2 separate regions of the Mus musculus genome follow, and region 1 is linked to region 2. The links are chromatin loops, found by intact Hi-C in ENCODE. Cell type or tissue: left cerebral cortex. All regions are shown on one strand.

Region 1 (8,000 bases), 73 kb after region 2:
GGCTGAAGGACAGGAAGCCTCCCTCCACGGGGCAGAGCCCAGGTCCCAGCCTTCCACACAGCTGAGCTGACTTGAGCTACAGAGCCATGGGGACTGAGGATGTGGCAAGATGCCCGAGTGTTCTGTTTTGAAGGAAAGCAAAAGAGGAAGTTTGCTTGTTTCTTTGTGGCTTGTCATGGTTGGTTTGTTTGCTTGTGGAGTTAGGGTCCCACTCTGTGGCCCAGGCTGTCTTCTCATCACCACTTTCCAAGTCCTCAGATTTCACGTGTCTGTTGCTTACTATAGGCCAAGCTAGGAGTGGTTTCACAGTATGTCTTGCATGTGCAGAGACACACACGCTTGGCTAAAAGTGCCACCCTGTCCAAGCCTAAGTAGGCTACCCAGGTCTGAAAAAGACAAAGAGAAACAGGAGTCACTTACTGTGCTTACTATAAAATCATGAGGTTTTTAAGAGATATGAATTCCAGTTGGTCCCAGGGCAGACTGAGCTGGGTAGCTGGGTTCAGCAGAAAGGATTTATTTATTTATTTATTTATTTACTTACTTACTTATTGATACAGGGTTTCTCTGTATACCCTGGTTCTCCTGGAACTCGCTCTGTAGACCAGGCTGGCCTCTAACTCAGAGATTCACCTGCCTCTGACTCCTGAGTGCTTGGATTAAAGGCGTGCACCACCACCTTCCAGCTTCTTGAAGAGCTTTCAATAACCCAAGTTGTGACTCTCCTAGACCTTAGGATCAATAGTGACTTTCTGAAGAATTTCTTTTTTTCAGTGTATTGCTGGCAGGACCAGGTGACTGAAGCTTCATCTACAGAGAGTGGATTAGGACAGTTGCCGCCTCCATACCCACCCCCACCCCCACCGTGCAGCACTGCTTCCTGAAGCAGGGCTAATTGGGATGTCCGGTTTAGCAGGAGCCTACCCTTAAACATGGAGCCAGACTTCTGTAAGCCATTCAGCTGAACTGAGATGCATAGAAAGTAGTCCAGAGCATTTACTGTAACAATTTGGCACGGACACATATATATATTGTTATAGTATTTTCCAGACTGGACAGGTGGAAGCAAGCTGCAGGACCCCGGAAGTCCTGTAAAGATATGGGCTTCACTGGGGTGCTTTGCAATGGCTTTCCTGGTGACCTCCCTTCCACCAGAGGTTCTATCCCTTAGGCACAGAGCCAGGCCAAGGCAGCTGCCTCATTAGTCTGTGGCTTCATTTCTCTCCTCCTGCTATCTTTCCAAATGCTGACAGTGGCTGGGGCCCTGCATTCCTTCAGCAGGAGTCTGCGCCACGGTTGCTGTTTTTTTTTTTTTGTTTGTTTCAGTTCAGCAGAGTCTTACTATGTAACACCCAGACTAGCTTGGAAATTACTATGTAGCCCAAGCTGGCCTTGAACTCATAGCAATCCTTCTGCCTAGGCCTCCCAAGTGCTAGAATTACAAGCACGAGCCAGCACGCTGACTGACACATCCTTTCTAAATCGACAATTTCCTTGTCTGTTCCAAGCCAGCTTGAATCGCACAGGAAGAGAGGGCCGCGTGGTGCGCATTTCGCTCCACGCGCTCTTCCCTTCCAGGGCTCGCCCTTAGCTCTATGCCCAGCGCGTACTTCCTTTCTCTGGGCAGCCGGCACTACCCAGCGCAGAACAGCGGGCAGACGGCAGCCAGGCGCGCGGGCGGCGACGTTGCAGGAAGCTCCCATTCATAAAGAGAACACCTGCTCGCTGCCTCCCGCCTCTCCGCACTCGCGAGCAGCCTGGGGAGGTTGTATTTGGCAACCTTCACCGTGTCCTCGCCAAGTCCTCCGGCCCTCATCTTCCACGACTAGCCCCAGTAGAACCAAGGAGACAAAAAAAAAAAAAAAAAAAGGCTTGTAAAAAGATGCATAAATCAAACCTCGCCCTTTGGCGCGAGGCTGTCCGACATTTTGTGCCTTGAAAGCTTTTTGCGGGGAGGAAATAGATTTAGGAACCGACTGTCGCGCTGTGTTGCGAGGCCTTTTTCAAGCGACTGGCCTTTTAGGGACCGCTGTTTACGCTTTCATGGTGGCGAGGAGTGGGCAGGGCGGGAGCTGGCCAGGGTTGCTCTGGCAAGCTGGGCGGGGCGCCGTGCTAATTCACCGTGCAGTCTCCATCCGTAACGGAGCAGTTCTCCACAATGATCCTCCCCACGAAGCCCTCCGACCCGCCCCTGACTGCCAGCCGCGAGAGGCGAGCCCTCATTCGCTGAGCTGACGCCTGGCTCCCCGCCCCCCGCCCCGTTACTCTCGCTCTGGAAATTACAACTCCTGGGCGCGCGGCACGGCGGGCGGGCGGGCGCGGGAGGCGGTGGGGCCGGGAGGGGGATTCCCGAGCCAGCGGGTGCTCGCCCCCCACCCGCCGCTGCAGCGTGGCGCGGCCAAGGTCAGGGGCGCTGCAGGAACCGGAGCCGGCGAGGCCAGCCTGGGACGCTGCTCAATACCGGCCTACGAGGAGGCAGCTCAGAGAGCAGCGGCCCGAGCAGCGGTACGGCGACGGTCTCCGGGCCGGGGGATGCCGAGGTGGCCGCGGCTGCACAGCAGCCTGGCGGAGGATGCGCGCGGGAGGGGGGACGGGCGCGGACTCCGGGCCCATCCTCTCGCGGGCGCTGTCCGCCGTCTGGTGGTGCTGAACCAGCCCTGGCCCCGCCACTCGGGCACTGGCCAAGAGCTGGGTAGGGGCGGGGCGCTCGCAGAAAGAAGACTCGGGGCAGCGGCGCTGCGGAGTCGGGCTCAGTAGCCTTGCTGGCTCACAGCAGCGGGTCACTGGTCCTTCGTGGAGTGGAGGCACGAGGTACCCCGGACGGCGCTACTGCTGCCTATTCAACACCTGGACAACCTCGGAGGCCACCGCGAGGGCTCCCCGCCACCTTCAGACGGCTGCCTCCGGTGAGGGAGCCTCGCCTTCAGGAGGTGAGGACCCCTCCTTTCTCTGGCGGCCAAGCGTCTTAGGGCGGTGGCCTGAGGACAGAGAGGGGGCGTGCCACCCTCGGGTGAAGACAGCATGCCCGTGAAATACCCCCGCCTCCTGACTCAAGAGCGCTGACATCGCCAGCCCAGCTGCGCTTGTCTTCGGAGCCTTGACCATTCTTGGCTGGTCCCGAGCGGCTCTGGCCGCGGGCGCGGCGATGGAGGAGGAGCTGAAGTGCCCAGTGTGCGGATCCCTGTTCCGGGAACCCATCATCCTGCCCTGCTCTCACAATGTCTGCTTGCCGTGCGCCCGCACTATCGCGGTTCAGACCCCGGACGGCGAGCAGCACCTGCCCCCGCCGCTCCTTCTTTCGCGAGGTGCCGCCGCCGCCGCAACCCCTCCGGATCAGGACGCAGCCGCCGGCGCGACCAGCGGAGGCGCGGGAGCTAACACAGCCGGAGGCCTAGGCGGCGGGGCGACCGGTGGCGGAGACCACGCGGACAAGCTGAGCTTGTACAGCGAGACTGACAGCGGCTATGGCTCCTACACCCCCAGCCTCAAGTCCCCCAATGGAGTCCGCGTGCTGCCCATGGTGCCTGCGCCCCCGGGCTCTTCGGCCGCCGCGGCCCGAGGCGCCGCCTGCTCCTCGCTCTGCTCGTCCTCCAGCTCCATCACCTGCCCGCAGTGCCACCGCAGCGCCTCCTTGGATCACCGCGGCCTGCGAGGCTTCCAGCGCAACCGGCTACTGGAGGGCATTGTGCAGCGGTACCAGCAGGGCCGTGGGGTTGTTCCGGGGGCGGCTGCAGCCCCGGCGGTGGCCATCTGCCAGCTGTGCGACCGCACCCCACCGGAGCCGGCAGCCACTCTCTGCGAGCAATGCGACGTGCTCTATTGCGCCACCTGCCAGCTCAAGTGCCACCCGTCCCGGGGCCCCTTCGCTAAGCATCGGCTAGTTCAGCCACCGCCGCCGCCCACACCCCCAGAGGCTACCCCTGCTGTTACAGGCACTTCCACTGCCTCCAGCGCAGGAGGATGCAGGAGCCCAGGGGGTGCCGGGGCCAGCGCGCCGCGAAAGTTCCCCACATGTCCCGAGCACGAGATGGAGAACTACAGCATGTACTGCGTGAGCTGTCGGAGCCCTGTGTGCTACATGTGCCTGGAGGAAGGCAGGCACAGCAAGCACGAGGTGAAGCCGCTGGGGGCAACGTGGAAGCAGCACAAGGTGAGCGTCGGCTGTGCGGAACGCCAGCCAGGGTGGAAGAAAAGAGATTCTCTGAACCCCTTCTTGGTGGGCTTGAGGGCCAAACAGGAATCACTCCATCCATCCATCCATCCATCCATCCATCCAATCCATTCGTCCGTCCGTCCGTCCACACACACACACACACACACACACACACATCCGTCCTTCCATCTACCCACATGTTCATCATTCCATCGATCTATGTATGCATGCATCCATCTATCCATACACTGGGCATGGGTATCCACCCATGCTTCCATCCAATCCTTCGTGCATTCATTCACCTATGTATGCATACATCTGTCTATCATGGATCTATATGAATGCATGCATGCATGCATCCATCCATACATACATACATCCATTCAAGGATCCCAGCAGTCACTATCTGACCAAGACTCAGTGGACCACGTGCTCTGCACTGGGTATCAGATTGGTAGGTTATGAAAACGACTTGTTAAGTTTCCTTTCTGAGGCAAAGGGTTCCCGAAGCACAGAAGCAGGGCTCTCACCCAAAGTCTAAGGCACACTGTCAGAGCTCCCTCCCCCCTTGTAAGTGAGAGACAGGTTTAAGAGTGAAACTGTTACCCGCTGGCCATAGGAACCCACCTGAAGTCTTCCTTAAATCCATTGCCAAGGCCGGGAGAGAGCACCCCTGCTCAAGAACCCTAGAGCCTTGTCCTTCTTCCACCGTAGACTCCATCAGCTTTGCCTCACTGAACAGATAAAGCTTTCCCCTTTTCAACTTCCAGAGAACTGTCTCCTCTTTCACTTAGTCCCCAGCTAGTTCTATGCCCAGAATTCCTCTAAACCTGTAGAGAAAGGCAGTGTCTCTTGGGCTATGGAAGAGATTGGGGACGTCAGGGGGTGTCCTTCCAGGAAAAAAGTGTGATTTTTCTCCAGAGCACTTCTCTTGCCTCAGGCTCTGCTACTGGAGCTGTGGAAGAGATGCAGACCAAAGAGATCAAGCACATCTGCCTACAGCCTACCCTCCTGGGCACTGGCCTCGGGTAGTGCTACTGTTAGCTACTTAGACCTGGTACTTTGCTCTTTGCTCTCTTCTTCTTCTTGAGCTGTGACAGTCTGCCTGGGCCCTTCACCAGCCTACAAGACAAGGTCAGGGCAGTTCCTCATCTGACATTCTATCCGGCACCCTTGTGCGACAGGCCTTGATGTCTCCTTAGACGAGCAGGTTAGAGTCACTTGTTCATGGTGCATTTCACACACCCCTCCTTCAGAAACCCACCCTGGAAGGTGTAAGAGGTGCCAAGACTGTCCAACAAGAACTATTGCCTGCAGTTACACAGAGTAGAGCCGCAGGAAAATAAGGCAGCTTGCTAAGTGCGTGCAAACAGCCCAGAGCAGCCAGATAGAGATGTGGCTTTCCTGTGTTTTCTTTATAGACTTTCATCTCCTACAATAAACATATGTTGCTATGATAATTTAATATTTAGGGAAGTTTTTGTGTGTGTGGTTTTTTTAAGATCCTCTTTTACTTACGGTATGGTTCAGGCTGGCATGGAACTCACTACCACCCTCCTTCTCAGCCTCTTGAGTGCTGAGGTTACAGATGTGAGCCGTAACACACGGCTACATTGTTTTAAATGAAAAGTATAGGGGGAAAAAAAGTAACTAGAGAACTCTTTGCAACTCTATGTTGGAGAAGGAAACCTGTTCAATGTCCTAGTGTGGGGACTCTCAGCAGGGATAATGTGCCTTACACCCAGCTTCTCCGGGCACTCTGAAAGGTCTGGCAACACTAGTGATCCTACAGTACAATTGAGAATCCATCTCCCTGCCATGAACTGCACCCCTGCAGAGAAACTCTTCTGTGGGGTCCCACAGCCTTGGTTCCATACCTCAGCCTTGCATGTTACTAGCTGTGTGTGCTTAAGCTACTTTGAAAACTTTGAACCCACCGTAAGTAACATTGAACTTGGACTCTTGTGGGAAGGGGTAAGTATCATCCTCTGCATAATCCCCTGTGTGGGACTCAAGCCATTAGGTGTTATTTACTGTTTTATGGTATTTATGCTTAACCCATGGATTTGTGGAAGGCTACGGGGGCGGTGGGGGCAGCACCCTGTTCTTTCAAGCCTCGTTGGCTTGGAGAAAGTAGCAGCTGGTGACTGTCAATATATTTTTCTGAATTTATTTCAGTTTAATTGGTATGCTTTTATAAGCTTACAGCTGTTGTTCTGTGTGTGTGTGTGTGTACACGTCTGTGTGCCATGATGCGAGTGTGTTGGCATGAGAACAACTTTTAGGAGTTGGTTCTCTCCTGCCACCTGGGTTCCTTGGATGGAGCTTAGTTAGGTCGTCAAGCTCGGCGGCAGAGAAGCTTTACTCACCGAGCCATTTGCCAGCATGCCGGCCTTCATGTGCTTCTTTTTGATTTTTGTTTCATTTGTTTTATTGAATGTACGTGTGTGTGTGTTGTCCATGCATGTGCACATATGTATAGGTACACACCTCTGCATGCACTTGTAGAGGGCAAACGTTGATGCCCAGTGCTCGCCTCCCTAGAACTCCACCTCACATTCTGAGACAAGGTCTTTTACTGAATCTGGGGTTCACGGATGGGCCAAGATGGCTGGTCAGTGAGTCCCTGGGATCCTCCTGTCTCTGCCTGCCTAGCACTGGGATCCCAGACATGTAGTGACCTCGTGCAGAGCCTATAAAGGTTCTGGGGATTTTGCCTGGGTAGCAGTTACTTTACCTACTGAACCATCTCCTTAGCTCTTTGGGGTATTGTGTATACGTTAACGACTGAGAATATTTGTCCCAAATTACAGCCCCACACACCACATTCTGTTGCATATTGCATGGTAGTCAGTGCAGTTTGACTTGTTGTTTCATCTCTTAAGTGAGTAGACATAATTATATAAATTGAAAAAATCTGGGATGGAGAGATGGTTCAGCTGTTTAGAACACCTGTTGCTCTTGCAGAGGACCCAGAGATGGCTCAGTGGGTGCGACTGCGTTGCTCTTGCAGAGGACCCAGAGATGGCTCAGTGGGTGCGACTGCGTTGTTCTTGCAGAGGATCAGAGTTAGGTTCCCAGCACCCATATCAGTGTCCAGCTCCTGGGAATCCAGAGCCCTCTTCTGGCTTTCTCGGTCACTAGCACTCACACACATATCCACATGCACCTGCCTGTGAGACACACATGCACCAATTAAAAAAAAAAATAAAAAGGAAGTTCAGGCTTGAAATCTCCCATTCAGCTTCTATGAGCTGTTGTGGTTTCATAGACTAGAGGGCCAAGACTAATTTGGGGCCCTGTTACCCAAACATTTATAGTGTTAAAGATTGCAAACCAGAGAGCAGAGGTGAGAAGTTGAATTCATGAGAGAGAGGAACGTCTTGCATACAAAAAAAAATAAGTTTGATAATGGGCTAAGTTGTCAGGGTCCAAGGTCATGCAGGGAAAAATCAGCAGTCATCCCTGGCTTGGTGGCAACAGCAGTTTAATAAATGCCTCTCTTGTCAACCTCAATGGCTCTGCTTGGTAATGAGACCACCAGAGAAACACACGGATCTCTGCCCTGCACCGTGGGCAGTGTCACCTGTGGGAATACAACTGTGCAGATCTTGAGTTTGAATCTTGTATCTAGTGCTCCAGCCTCTGGTAGCTAGGATATCCTCCTAGATCCAGAAGAGACAATGAGAGACAGAGACAGAGAGGCAGACAGAGACAGAGAGGTAGACAGACACAGATCGAGCAGGTTCTCCTTTCCAGCTTCAAGGGAAACTCGAGTGCGAAGCATCTCACTGGTGGAGCAAGAGTGGCTGGAAAGATGGCTCAGTGGTCAAAGTGCTTGCCTGGA
Region 2 (8,000 bases):
GGTGTGGCGGCACACACCCGTGATCTCAGCATTTCAGGAAGCAGAGACAGAAGGATCAGATGCTGAGAGGCATAGCCTGGCGTGTGGAGAGCTAGAGGCAGAAGGATCAGACGCTGAGAGGCATAGCCTTGCCTGTGGAGAGCTAGAGACCAGTGTGGGATACACATAGCCTGGCGTGTGGAGAGCTAGAGACCAGTGTGGGATACACATAGCCTGGCGTGTGGAGAGCTAGAGACCAGTGTGGGATACACATAGCCTGGCGTGTGGAGAGCTAGAGGCAGAAGGATCAGACGCTGAGAGGCATAGCCTGGCTTGTGGAGAGCTAGAGACCAGTGTGGAATACACATAGCCTGGCGTGTGGAGAGCTAGAGACCAGTGTGGGATACACATAGCCTGGCGTGTGGAGAGCTAGAGGCAGAAGGATCAGACGCTGAGAGGCATAGCCTGGCGTGTGGAGAGCTAGAGACCAGTGTGGGATACACATAGCCTGGCGTGTGGAGAGCTAGATGCAGAAGGATCAGACGCTGAGAGGCATAGCCTTGCCTGTGGAGAGCTAGAGACCAGTCCGGGATACACATAGCCTGGCGTGTGGAGAGCTAGAGACCAGTCCGGGATACACATAGCCTGACGTGTGGAGAGCTAGAGACCAGTCCGGGATACACATAGCCTGGCGTGTGGAGAGCTAGAGACCAGTCCGGGATACACATAGCCTGGCGTGTGGAGAGCTAGAGACCAGTCCGGGATACACATAGCCTGGCGTGTGGAGAGCTAGAGACCAGTGTGGGATACACATAGCCTGGCGTGTGGAGAGCTAGAGACCAGTCTGGGATACACGACAGAACACCTCAAAAGGAAAAGAAGTTCATCGCTCCTCTCACTGCAGAGGAGGAGAAACCAAAGGCGTGTTGGAAGTTACCAGAAACGCGTGTGATTGATTACTAAGATGTAGCTTCAGACATCTGTAAAGAACCAGGCGGCGTTCTGCTTGAATGACACACCATGTAGGTTTGTAGAAAGAGCAGAAAACCTGAATTCTTTAGTCAGAGCTCCTCTCCAGAGCTCCTCTGTCAGTACAGCCAGTCTTCGCTCACTGCCTTGCACAACATCGGCAACGTGGGACTCCACCCTTCCCCCCCCAAACACTCCTCTAGTCAGGTGTCCCGGGTCTGCTCACCCTACACCAAACTCAGCTCCCTGTAAGAGACTCAGTCAGGTGATTAAGGTGCAGCACACTCATCCATGCCTGGTACACACACAGCTTTCCTGTGGCTACACAGTCCAAACCACTAGGATCAGTGACACATTTTAATACACATGTAAAGTCTGAAATCCTAAGTGTTATTTAAAAATACAAGTTTTGGGGCTGGTGGCTTAGTGGTTAAGAGCACCGGCTGCTCTTCCAGAGGTCCTGAGTTTAATCCCCAGCGACCACATGGTGGCTCAGTACTATCTATAAAAGGGAATCTGATGGCCTCTTTTGGCATACAGGTGTACTTGCAGAGCACTCGTTAAAAGAATAAATAAAATTAATTAAAAATAAACAAATAAGCAAAACTACTTATTTCAAACCTGTGGTAGTGGTTTAGTTCCAGCACTCAGGAGGCAGAGGCAGGTGGATCTCTGAGTTCGAGGCCAGCCTGGTCTACAAAGTGAGTTCCAGGACAGCCAGGGCTACACAGAGAAACCCTGTTTCGAAAAACCAAAAACCAAAACAAAACAAAACAACAAATATAACTTTCAATAAGTTTAAGATGTAGGACTTATTATATTAATGCTTACTGAAATTATGCCGATATGCAAAAAAAACCTACTGAGACTATAGCCCAAAATCAAATTAATCCCAAACCTGGATTCTTCCGAGGGAAAGCTTGCTTAGCTTTTGACTTCAGTTTCCTCCTGGGAAAATGGTAATGAACACTAACTAGCTCAGTGTTGACAAAAGGCACAGAGCGTTTCATATTGTGTAATGGGACTGGGGAAGAGAATTGGGGAAAGACTCCGCTCGGTATTTCCTCCCACACTTACAAATTAAAAATAGGGCCACAGGAATAAGAAAAAAAAAACAAATTTTTATTTTGAAAATAAGTTTCTCAGGTTTTGAGGCACATGCCTTTATTCTCAGCACTCAAGAGACTGAGGCAGGAGGACTGTCACCAACTCAAGGGCACCCTGAGCTACATAGTGAGTTCCAGCCTAGGCCAAAATAAAGCAAAAGAAAGAAACAAACAAAGAAGAGAAACGAAAAGAAAAAGAAAAAGAAAAAGAAAAAGAAAAAGAAAAAGAGGAAAGCAAGAACAAATAATATAGCAGGTAGTTTCTTCTCCTAAAAGAGTAGGATTATTCTCTCAGGTCTGAAGCAGGCCCAGGGGTTAAGACCCAAGTTTGGTTCCTAGCACTCACAATCACCTGTAACTCCAGCTTCAGGTGATCAGATGCCCGCTTTGGCCTCTGCGGGCCTCTATGGCCACCTGCACACACCTACCGCCCTCCACAAAGACAAAACTATAAGTAAATCATATTTAAAAAAAAACAAAACAAAACAAAAACAAAAACAAAAAAACCTTCTCATGGGAAAATAGGATCGAAAACATTGCAGAGACACATAGCATCCTTGCAGGTTGGCCAGGTTCACTTTACCCGGGACCAGCAGGGCCAGCCATTGCTGACGGACACCTCCAGCCTGATCCACTTGCTCTCACTGGAACCATTTTCTCCTCCACCATAGGGGGTGCTGCAGTGTGAGACTGAGCCTGAGCAAGTAAGCTGCACACTGAGACCCAAGCAGGCATCTACCCCTCAGCAACTGGCACCTGAGAATAACGCTGCAGCTCTTTGCCCCAAGTCTAGAGTCTGGCTTGACGTGGGCAGGTAAGAAAGTGACCACGGTATTCCAAAGGTGCCCTCGTGGTGAGGTCAGACCTGTCTGATTTGTGAGACCTGAGAGGTTCTGGATATCTAGAGCAGACCATTGTGTTGGTGGTATGGGGGCTGTAAATACTGATGAGAATAGCCCCTCGGCTATGACACGCTTACTTGCCTGTCCTGAATTTGTCCCCACAGTCTAGGACAGGTGCCTGAGGTAAGCGTCACAGAGTCCAACTTCCATGTAATCGTCCAGGATTGGGACAAACAGAAGAGAGGCATTTCCTACTAAGAGCCTTTGGTGGTTAAGACAAAATCTGTCTGTAAAGTTGAGCATGGAAGCTCACACTTGTAAGCCCAACTTGGAGGGTTTGTAGAGAAGGATCGTGGTAAATGCAAGTTCAAGGCCAGCCTGGGCTCAGAGAGACCCTTTCTCAAAAACAAAACCTCATAGTCAAGTAAACGGAGTCTCCTATTTACAGACAAGTTCACAGACAGGTAACCCCCTGCCCTGAATCAGGAGGTGACATTAACAATGGTCATTCGATTCACTAAGGAATGCTGGCCACATCAGCTGCAACAGTGTTGGGAGGCAAAGCCAAGACACAAAATAAGTCCAAAAGCCATTCCAAGAAGTCAGATGGTGCTCAAAGGAAGTCAGATTGCACTAATCTTGAGACTGCATCTCAGCTAAGAAACTAGGTAGTGTTTGGGTAGGCATATGGTGCTGAACATTGGTGGGATGTTTTAAAAGGCATTATCAGCCAGCTGCTACTAGGTATAGAAGACCCAGACCTTCCCCACGGCAAGTCGGAGGGACACCCACTGAGGGGAAGGGAGAGTGGAGAGGGTACTGATGGGTAAAAACGCCCACTGTACAACTCAAAACAGAAAGAGCATGTGCATTTTGCCCAGAGCCTGACCAATGAATGAGCCTGAGCAGCTGGAATGCACGCAGGAATCAGGCCTGAAGCTCTCTCTCTACCGTTGGGGGTACATCTGAGGAGCACGGGTCAGTGCTCATGTCACCCCGCAAATCCAACCTGCTTGCACCTCTCAAGATTGGATTCCTGAGGTGGGGATCGGGCAAATCACCTACCGGAGCAAGCAGAAAGAAGTCTGACTTCCTGGCCCGTGCACGCCAGCAGGCACCCTCCAGGCAGGTCCTTATCCCCGCCGCCCACCTGAGCCCATCCCCGGTGCCCCCACTTCCCAGATGCTTCCACGCTGGGCAGGGGCGGCCCAGGGAGAGGGCGGCTCGGCCCACTCACCGCACTCCGGGTACTGGTCCGCCCAGTCCCCCGACTGCGGACAGCCGCCGCCCGCCGGGGCCTCCTGCTGCTGCCGGTGCTGAAGCTCCTGCTTCAGCAAGGACAGCGGAGAGTAGTGCTCGGTGGCCCGCGCGCAGGCCAGCGCCCCCAGCAGCAGGAGCAGCGGCCGCACCACCGCAGCACCCAAGCTGCCCGAGCAGCCGCAGCCGCAGCCGGCAGGTGCCATCTTCCCGCACGGCGCAGGCGCGGCCCTGCTCTGCCCGCCGCGGGCAGGTGGGCGCGGCGCGCAGCCGCAGTACCCGCTGGGAGTTGTAGTCCTCGCCCTGTTAGCCTCAAGCACTCATTCAGCGCTTGGACTACAAGTCCCAGTAAGCCCTTGGGTGCCCCTCCCAAGGCCAGTCCAGGCGTCTTCCGCCAGCGGCCGGAAGCAGGAGCCCTAGAGTGGCCATGGGGACCGGCGGGCGTAGGGGGACGCGGTCCGGGAAAGGCACGGAAGGCGCAGCGGCGACTTCTTCCTCTTGCCTGTATCGTTGTATCGAGTGCAACCGAGAGGCTCAGGAGCTGTACCGGGACTACAGCCACGGCGTGCTCAAGATAACCATCTGCGTGAGCGCGCCGGGGGGCGGGGCGCGGCTAGGAAGGCGGATCCGAACTTGCTGTGGTCCGGGGCGAGGCCTGGGAGCTTGAGCACGTGGGGGAGGAGTGGTCCTTGTGATGGTGTGAAAGAGAAAGCAAGGATGTGCTTGAAGACTGCCTAGGCCATAGATGTTCTAAGACTTGTGGCACCCAGGAGTGGTGGCGCATTTCTATGACTCCAGCACTCCACTCGCATGCCAGGCAGGAGGAGAATCACGAGTTGGACTCCAGCCTCGATTGCCGCGAGAGAGAGAGAGAGAGAGAGAGAGAGAGAGTGTGTGTCTCAAGCGAATAAACGAGTGATGGAGAGAGATGTGATTCACTAAGGAAATAGGAATTGTAGCAGGAAGCGTGTCATTCTCTTGTTGATCCTGAGGAGATGGAAGCAGTATTTGAGGTCTGGTACTGTAGAGAGTTCTTAGAAGAAAACTGTGTCTTATCGGGGTACTTGTCAATTTAATAGTAAATAATACAACAATTTAACCGAAATGGAAAGCATTTACCACGGCCGGGGATGTTGCTCGCCATGTAGGGCAGCCTTAGATTCCGGCTCCAGCACCACGCCTGTAATCCCTGCAATTGGGAGATGGAGGCAGGAGGTCCAGAACAGAAAGAGAGGGAGGGAGAGAATGAATGTCTCTCTGTGTGTTTCCTCTTTATACTCTTAAGTGAAGGCAGGAGGAAGCAGTGGAGAGAGTTCTGGTGGGAAAGGACTCACTGATTCATCAGGTCCACTGATGGAGGAAGTCAGCGTGCTCCCTATGTGAGGATGGATGGACACAGGGTAGTAGAAGGAGGTTCTTTGGGTAGAGGTCACTGCCTCTCATTGTAACAGTCTTCAGATGGCAAGATGGCATGCTGTCTTAGCCTTCTAAACTGTCAGGTCCCTGAGGTTAGAGGATTGTGAGTGGCTCCAGGTGATTAGCTTCTTGGAGCCCATGAAGTTCTGGGGAAGGAGAGCTCTTGTCCTGTCGCATCTACAGCACGAACATCTGGCTGATAAGTGATACCGAAGGAATAGGAGGAGTTTTGTGTTTCCTGATGCTGGTCTTTCCCCTCCTGCTTCCAAATTTGTCTGCCTCCTTGTCCTGACATTTGGGATACTGTCCAGAAGTGGGATTTAGCTAGCTTTTAAAAGACAGAGAGGGACTTGCCATTTTAACAGTTTCTCTTGGCACTAATGGTGCATCTCTGGGCTTGGGGGAAGAGATATAACCTCCACATCTGTGCAGAAAAAGGGGATCTGGGAAGAGCCTCCGTCCTGGGCTCGACATCTAAGAGTGCTTGCTCTTAACTCACAGGTAATTGAAAAAATGTTAGCCTCTATGCCTCCATTTTGACAGAGAGATTGACTTTTTTTTTTTTTTTTTTAAGTTTTTCGAGATAGGGTTTCTCTGTGTAGCCCTGGCTGTCCTGGAACTCACTCTGTAGACCAGGCTGGCCTTGAACTCAGAAATCCGCCTGCCTCTGCCTCCCAAGTGCTGGGATTAAAGGCGTGTGCCACCACTGCCCAGCTAGAGATTGACATTTGAGAGGGTAGCACAACTACCAGTTCACTGGTAACTGGAGAGGCGTGGTGTTCCTCACAGTGGTGTCTTCCCGGGGACAGGAGTCTGCTTTGTTATGTTGTACAGGGTTACAATTCTCCGATGCACTTGACTTTTTCTAGGTTTGGTGTGACTAAAAGGTGATCCTGGTCTGCCTGTGATTTCTGTTCCTGTCGGCCTTTCAGTGTTCACTTGGAATGGAAGCCACTCTTTTTTTTTTTTTTCCAGTGAATGGTAGCATTGGTGCAACTTTGAAACTAATACTGTTCCCATGTCCATGTCCACGGGTTGTCTAATAACCTGTGATTTGATGTGATTTAACCCAGTTCTAATTCTTCCCCTCACGGTAGAGGAGTCTGAGAGGAAGTCATTTGGAAGCTGAGGGAGTCTTGATTTGGGTGACGTAGGCCCAGGCTGCACAACCCAAGCCTGTGCACACAGTGTAGCAGCACGCTGCTGTGTCTGTGGTAGCAGAGGGAGAACATTTTATTCCAAGCTCTTGATCTCATTGGAGAAAAGGCCGGGCTTAGGTTGCTAACACTGCACCCTGATCTTTGCCCTCCTGGAGTTCTCAGAAGCTAGGACAGGAACTTTGTTGAACACTTACCTCCAGATCCACAGCCACAGTCTACACCACAGCCTGTCAGCCGAAGTGTGTTAGAGAGATTAACTTTTAAGAAATGGTAAAAATGAAATTGGAATTGAAAGTAATGCCTTACAGGGCTGGTGAGATGGCTCAGTGGTTAAGAGCGCCGACTGCTCTTCCAAAGGTCCCGAGTTCAAATCTTAGCAACCACATGGTGGCTCACAACCATCTGTAACGAAATCTGATGCCCTCTTCTGGAGTATCTGAGGACAGCTACAGTGTACTTACATTAAATAAATAAATAAATAAATAAATAAATAAAAGAAAGTAATGCCTTCTGAAACACTTTTGTGCCTGGGGTGAGTCTTTAAGTCAAGTTCCTGTCTGAGTTCTGCCTTGTGTGATTTGAGGCAGGGTCTCCTTATTCAACCCCTGCTGGCTCGGCATCTTACATGCCTACCTCTGTGTCTTACATGCTGGGGTTACAGTTACGTGTTACAACATCTGGCTCTCTTTGTAGGTTCTTGAGTATAAATGTAAAATATTGGTATTTCTAGCTAGAAGCTTATATTTAGTATTCATGAAACCACTTCTTGCATGGGTGAATGTTTTTGATCTGAGGATTTTAAATAGCTGCCTAGACACCTTGTTGTTGGGAAAGTCCAAAGCAATCTTTAATTTTTAACTCCTTTGAAATTTCAGAATGTGTTCATTTGTTTGCTCTAATGTTATTTTGTATTTTTTCCCCAGAAATCCTGCCAGAAACCAGTAGACAAATACATCGAATACGACCCTGTTATTATCTTGATTAATGCCATTTTATGCAAAACTCAGGCCTACAGGCATATTCTTTTCAACACTAAAATAAATGTAAGTTATGGTATTTTAAATGTTTAAAACTATGTGTGAGTGTGTTGAAGGAGGAAGGTGTGTTCCCTGTTGCAGGTGCTTGTGACAGCTGGAGCTAGTCACAGGCAGCTGTGTGCCTCCTCTCATGGGTTCTGGGGGCACAGCTCCTGTCTTCTGTAAAAAGCAATATGTCCTCATAACTGCCAAGCCTTCTTTCCAACCTTGGCTTTAAATTTCCTTAATGTTACC

What was found. Peaks named below come from ENCODE experiments on the same cell type or tissue, not always from the same donor. Only the 100,000 strongest peaks of a DNase experiment are listed, where the experiment ranks them.
Region 1: a loop joins it to region 2, with 2.2 times the contacts of the local background. A loop is called at or near these places in 2 of 42 quality-filtered maps.

What each region holds. Positions count from the first base shown.
Region 1 is chr8:124,790,756-124,798,755 of GRCm38, forward strand. It overlaps Trim67 (tripartite motif-containing 67), which reads left to right and starts at 2,264. Exons shown (of 10, transcript NM_198632.2): 1 at 2,264-4,150. The coding sequence starts at 3,146. It overlaps Gm46059 (a long non-coding RNA gene), which reads right to left and starts at 1,632. Exons shown (of 3, transcript XR_001778718.2): 1 at 549-1,632; 2 at 1-386. In left cerebral cortex, CTCF peaks have their summits at 2,681 and 3,843; DNase peaks (open chromatin) are centred at 1,667, 2,195, 2,649, 3,378 and 1 more place; H3K4me3 peaks cover 2,821 bases; H3K27ac peaks cover 303 bases.
Region 2 is chr8:124,717,604-124,725,603 of GRCm38, forward strand. It overlaps Ttc13 (tetratricopeptide repeat domain 13), which reads right to left and starts at 4,369. Exons shown (of 23, transcript NM_001373939.1): 1 at 4,134-4,369. The coding sequence starts at 4,359. It overlaps Arv1 (ARV1 homolog, fatty acid homeostasis modulator), which reads left to right and starts at 4,563. Exons shown (of 6, transcript NM_001368372.1): 1 at 4,563-4,739; 2 at 7,653-7,772. The coding sequence starts at 4,581. In left cerebral cortex, CTCF peaks have their summits at 2,734 and 4,545; DNase peaks (open chromatin) are centred at 2,720, 3,796, 4,471 and 4,780; H3K4me3 peaks cover 2,242 bases; H3K27ac peaks cover 856 bases.